Regions from separate parts of the Mus musculus genome. Here region 2 is linked to region 1. A link is a contact called in ENCODE Hi-C or POLR2A ChIA-PET data. All regions are on one chromosome and are shown on one strand. The core of a region is the stretch at or near the end of the contact, and the rest is flanking DNA. Distances in the headings are between cores, read along the strand shown.

What was found. A loop is a pair of places that touch in the nucleus more often than their neighbours do. ChIA-PET counts read pairs that join two places held with the same protein, here RNA polymerase II (POLR2A).
Region 2: POLR2A ChIA-PET joins it to region 1 with 10 read pairs in Patski. The contact joins the promoter of 2310015A10Rik here to the enhancer-like site in region 1. A Hi-C loop is called at or near these places in 1 of 37 maps with a recorded cell type or tissue (gastrocnemius). POLR2A ChIA-PET finds 5 or more read pairs at or near these places in 1 of 5 experiments (Patski).

The regions. Positions count from the first base shown.
Region 1 is chr12:79,506,013-79,508,915 of GRCm38, reverse strand. All of the region lies in intron 7 of Rad51b (RAD51 paralog B), which reads right to left. Among named protein-coding and RNA genes, the nearest start is that of Rad51b, 210 kb to the right of the region's middle. Within about 2 kb of position 1,389, at least 1 of the 3 ENCODE cell types and tissues checked has a DNase peak (open chromatin) inside an H3K27ac peak, as active enhancers do; it is gastrocnemius, where a contact is called at or near this core.
Region 2 is chr12:80,131,354-80,134,256 of GRCm38, reverse strand. 2310015A10Rik (RIKEN cDNA 2310015A10 gene) reads left to right here and starts at 1,413. Exons shown (of 3, transcript NR_033514.1): 1 at 1,413-1,530; 2 at 2,298-2,443.

The DNA of each region.
Region 1 (2,903 bases), core at 140-2,639:
ACAAATGTCAGAGAACATGGAAACTTCAGAGCTGTCATAGAAGCTTGGCCTACCCATATTTATAAGAGAGTATGAGCCTACACAAGACATTGTGGTAGACACAATGATGCGTGGCTGGTCTTTCTTATTAAGGAATTTATTTTATCTGCAAATCCCTTCCTGCGGAGAAACAAAGGTCTAGAGTCACAGTTGTTAAACTTTTTGGAAATTGTTGGAGCCCTGCAGGATTGTGTTTAGCATACAAAAAATTGTAACTGATGACTTCTGATGCATTTATTTTGCAAAAATCATAAGATAAAATAACCCCAAAACACTTTGATACAGATAACACTTTTTCTTTTCCTCAAGGAAAATTATTTTCTAAAACAAGATTTAGTGGAAGAGTAACATCATTTACATTCTTACAAATCTGCTGAAGTTCTGGCCTGGTCATTGACAGCTGCCTTCTAAGATCAGTTTTGGCACCAAGGTATAGAAAGCAGTAAGACAGAAGGAATGGAAAAGGCAGATCATGTCTTCTGATGGTGCTGAGCAGGGCTTGGCCTCACAGGCCTCCTGAGAAGATCTCAGTGGCCTCCAGGGACCCAAGATCACACGTTAGGAACCACAGTTCCCCAGGAATAGAAGTAAGTGTTCAAAACCGGGCAGATCATAGTGTCAATCCAGACTTGTAGCTTTAACTTAGGGAATGGAGTTCATGACTTGGGCTTGACCTTCTAATGGACTTATCTTCTTGTAGGCAGAGAAGCTCAATGGTCTGCTCTCTAGCACTGTGAACACAACCTTCTCAAAAGGCTTGGGATAAATAGGGTTTAGCACAATGTTGAGGGTGACCATATGCCTTATTTGTTTTTGGGAAGCCTTGGGGATGTTTTTAAAACAGGGTGTCTATTAAAAGAGCCCCTTAGTCTTCAAAAGTATCCCAATTTGGTGGTCAAATATAGTGGTCAACTTGAAGATACTCTTTAAAAGCAATGCAAGGTTCCTGCCTCTTCCCACTGTGTGGATAAGCAGAAAGAAGCCAAACTGGTTCAAATAATGCTATTTAACCCAAGCCGGGAGAAAACGACTTCCCACCTCAGTGTCTTGTGCCATGCTGAACAGTTCTCCACAGCAGCCCATGCTGTTTACTCAGTCCGTACCTAGTTAGAGTTTGAATAATGAGATGCCACTTTGTTCAAATGTCTCAGATCGGTTGAAATGTAACCTGTAAATAAAGGCCACCAATTAACAGACTAAGTTAACGAACCACTAGTCTGTCAAAACATTAAGCAAAACCCTGCACACCAGTTCACTACACAACCAGAAATCAAGGCAACACAGTAAGACAAGGGACTTCTTTGAAGAAGTAGTGAGCCTGCCAAGGCCGAGCCCCGTGAGCATGGCGGGGGGGTATGGAGAGAACTGAAAAAGAAGGGCTGTAAAATCTGATTAGTGAGCCTTGGAACTGACAGGAATCTGGCTCTGCAGCCCCGAGTGGCAAAGAAACCTTAGCAGTTGTCCAGGCTTTTAGTAAGGAGGGCAGAATTATAAGAACGTTTTTATGAGTTGTGGCTGGCAAGCCCTAGCCTGTTAAAGGTCTTTAAAAACCAATGCCTTGGTGGAGGTAACACTCAGTGTTTACCATAGCTCTGGTTGTTAAGGGTTACTGCTAAGGTCCTGGTTTTCCATGACATCAGCAGCATTCCGAGGGAAGTGTGTGTCAGTGACTTTCAGTAATGACTTCTTTTTCCAAATGTTCAAAGCTTCTGCCAGGCTGCCCTGCACCTGCACGGCAGCTGAACTGCAGGAAAAGGAAAAGCAAGACAGATTAAGTGGGATTTTTGTCTGGATTCCTTAATGAGACTAAAGGCTTTTCTTCCTTCTGCTCTTGGTTTCTGTAATAAATCGATGCCAGCCCCTTTAGGAGTGACATAGCTCCTTTTTAGCGTCTCATAAACTCATCTGATTGTCTGCCATGACCTCTCACTGACATATTCTGGAATCGACGTTTGAGAATTTTTCTTCTGCAGGAAAGGTTTAGGGCTTAATGGAATGATCAACATAGCAGGCTCACCCGCTGGGTGAGTTTTCTGAGGGAGGTATCTGTTGTGTCTCAAATCTGTAGAAAACAAGAGTATCATGGAGACCTTGATTTGTGGTTGTTCTAAGATTCATCTGGCTTTCAGCATCCAGATGTGGTCTCTCAAGGCAGCAGTAGAACTTCTCCTAAGGCTTCGCCTTGCTGAAGTCAGGGGTGTGGTTAGCCTGATTGGCAAGCTTCTGGTGATCACTCAGGGGCCAGTGCTGACTCGGCACTTCTGCAAGACCTCTCTCCCAAAAAGCCTTGAAGGACACTATCAACATCAAGCCATCGGTAGTCATGACAACCATCTGAGTAAAGAGGTGCCAAATATTAGTTCAGGTGGGAGAACTGGTGGGTGGGTGAGGAGACTGTAAAGCCTGTTAGGAATAAGGCCGTGGGAGAGCTCACAGAGCATGGCCACCACACAGAGCACGGCCACCACACAGAACAGCCACTGTACATCAGACTTGCCCCAGCTCTGCCTAAGCTACATTAACCTGATGGTTTGTCCCAATCAGAAGAATATGAAAATGAGCATTTTGTTCATAGGCAAAGCTTTAAGGTATCAACAGAAAACAGGAATAGAAGCAGGGAATTACACAAAGGGCTGTTCTCTTAAGGGCTTTGATGAAACAATGAGGTTTTTCATTTCAGAATATACTTCTGCGAATGACATCTCATAGAAGGTTCAAGCTTTCTGTACTTCAGTTTCCTCACCTAAAAACTAAAATCAGAATATATTTCAGGCACTTGAAAATTTAATGAGTCATGCTTTATAGGTTTTTGATTTCTAATTTTTAATTTATATGTAAGAGCATTTTGCCTGTGTGTATGTATA
Region 2 (2,903 bases), core at 164-2,663, 630 kb before region 1:
TTGTCCTTCAGCCTTTGGATGGGTGGCAATGCTCTGGTCCCCTCTGCTCACCACACCCAGCGCTTTCTTGGGTTCTCTCCAGGACCTTCCTGCTCCCTTCTTCTAGACCCCTCTTTAGAATTTCCACAGAAAGGCCTTTTGTGACAGCTTCCACACAGCCCAGTATAAATCACACATGCTCCTTGATTCGCAGTGAAGCCCTGTCCCAACAATCCCTTCAATGAACTGAAAAGGCCAGGTAGCGTGGAGAGTACACCTGCTTCCGTAACGTACCAGACGTCACCACTGTGCCATGCAGTACACTATAGACCACTGTCTGCTTCCCACTCACGACTGTAGGAACTTCCCGCAGAAGAATACTGTGTTTATTGCTAGTCCGGGGGAAAACCCAGAATTAAAAATTCAACTGTGGTTTCTACTGAATGTATATTATTTATGTTTCACCTTACAGGTGAAATTATGATAAACTGGGGACTGTTTGTAGTTCCCTATTTATGTCTTCTTTCAGTGCCTTAATATTTTCCTCTATAAGAACATGGAAACTTTTCCAAACTGGGCCTGGTGAGATGGTTCAGTTTGGTGAAGGTGATTCACAGGCCTGATGATCTGAGTTTGGTTAGAATCTACAGAATCCACATGTTAGAAGGAGGGAATCCAGTCTTGAAAACTGCCCTGATTTAAATAACTATATAAAATATATACACACATATACATATATGCATATATATTTTATAAGTGAATTAAAACTTTTTCAAGGGGCTGGAGAGACGGATAAGCAGTAAAGGTCATTGGCTACTCTTCCAGAAAACCCAGGTTCAATTCCCAGCACTCACGTGCTTACAACCTTACAAGCTTACAGCCATCTGTAATTCCAGTTCAGGGGATTTAAAAAGTCCTCTTCTGGCCTCAAAGTGCACTGCAGGCACACGGTACATAGAAATACATATAGGCAAACAGCCGTACACTTAAGATTTAAAACTTTCTCAAGTGTCATCTTAGATTTGTGAAATTATCCCGCTAAGTGCCATATGGTTGAGAGCTCCATCAGGGTCCTCTGTGCTCTGTCTGCATACTGTATACTGGAGTGGATGATAGAACCCTGGCCTAAGTAAGTGGGCTGAGCTGGTAGATTCAGGACCAGCGGCCAACAGCAGCAACATTCACCCTGGAATGCCATAAAATACAAACTCTGAGTTGGAGTCCGACCAACAGATGGGAAGACGCCTAGGGAAGTGTGGTGTACGCTTTTGAGAACCCTGTAGAAAGGGTCTCAGTGCCCGGTGGTCCAGGGCAGTTAGGATGGCCCCGCGTGTGCCATTCGGCACACTGGCCAGTGGAGGGCAGTGTTGCCACGCCCATCGAACGACCTCGGCTGCTTGAGCGGCGTGAAAGGCCGGCTGGGGAAGACCGGCGGGGCGGCCGCAGTCTGCTCGCCCGGGCGACAGACGCTCCGAGATGCCGAAGGGCCAGCAGCGGCCCCGAAGCTCCGGGCTGGCCGCGCTGTCGCTCTGCCGCGCCCCGGTCTCGAAGGTTCGCGAGGCTCCAGGGCGCAGGGGAGGAGGCTCGCTCGGGCCGGCCGGGGCAGCCTGCCAGAGAGGGCGGCGGAACCTTGACCGCGGCCCCGGAGGCAAAGGGCAGCCTCCGCGTGATGCCTCGGCGAGCAAAACAAGCCGGCCATCTTGGCGCCCTTAACCAGCTCCTGGCCGCTCCGGGCGCGGCCAGGGGTCCGGCCACCGAGCCCCGCGGCGGGCCTGGGATTTGGAAACCGTAATGCCATGGGCGTGGGGAGGAATTTCTAAGAACGGGAAGAAAACTCGAGGCCCTGGCACGTTCCCTGGGGTGTTTGGAAATGCCATCAGTTAGCCATTAGTAGGCAGGGCCAGCGCTTCGGTCAGTGATTGGATTTGTCCCAGTCGCCTCCTAGTTCTTTTTGCCCTATATTCAAAGAGCTTAAAAGTCATGGGTGGTTGAAGTAGGTCAGAGTGATCACCAGGCTGTTGTTGCCTGGCAGCCCAGTGGCAGGGTCCGAGACAAGGTGGTATTCCAGTAGATGCCCTCGGGCCGTACCAACCCAGGGTCAAGGACTAGCTGCTCCAGTGCTATATGTGATCAGCTCATTTCCAGTTTCTCAATCATTCTGATGTCATCCGAGGGACAGAAGACCCCACGGCTCCTCCTCTTTGCCTAGTTTACACATCGGGGTTGTTCTAGCATTTGTAGTTTTCAGGTTCTAGAATATTCTTTTCCTCTGTCAGCCCCCACTAAGAAGCTTTCTTGATTTCCCCCTTTGTTTCCAGTGAAGGTGCCTCTTCCTGGCTAGCCCACCTACATGCTGTCATCACTGGGCTTCTGCAACTCTCAGTCTTTGTGGCTGCACCCTTCCCTTCTGAATCCTGAGGACCCATGAGTGTCAGGCCCATCATGAAATTGGTCGTCTTACTGGGTACGTAGGTCATGCAGGAACGGGTCCTTGCAAGAGGACTACCAAGCGACTGAATAGGTTTTAATCTGGATTGGGGCCTAGGAGTTATTCACAGGTGTTTTGAACCTTCAGCACAGGAGTATGTATAATGGTGTTTCCTTAAGCCCTGTAATGGAATCCTTTTGTGTGTTTACTGAAAGTTATTCTGAGTAGAACTGTCAGGGTGTGTGCGGTAGGAACCAAAACCATAGGTGTGAACCAGACTGAGAAGATGGGCCCTCAGAGCCCCCTCTGTGCAATTCTGTATGGCTTGGGCTATGGGCAAAGGGAAGACAATCAGGCTGGCAGGCTCAGGACCAACTGAAGACCGGCCTAAGCCGGTGGTTCTCAACATGTGGGTCGCGCCCCCGGGGGGTTTGTCAAAGGACCCTCGGAAGACACAGATATTTACATTATGATTCACAACAGTTGCAAAATTACA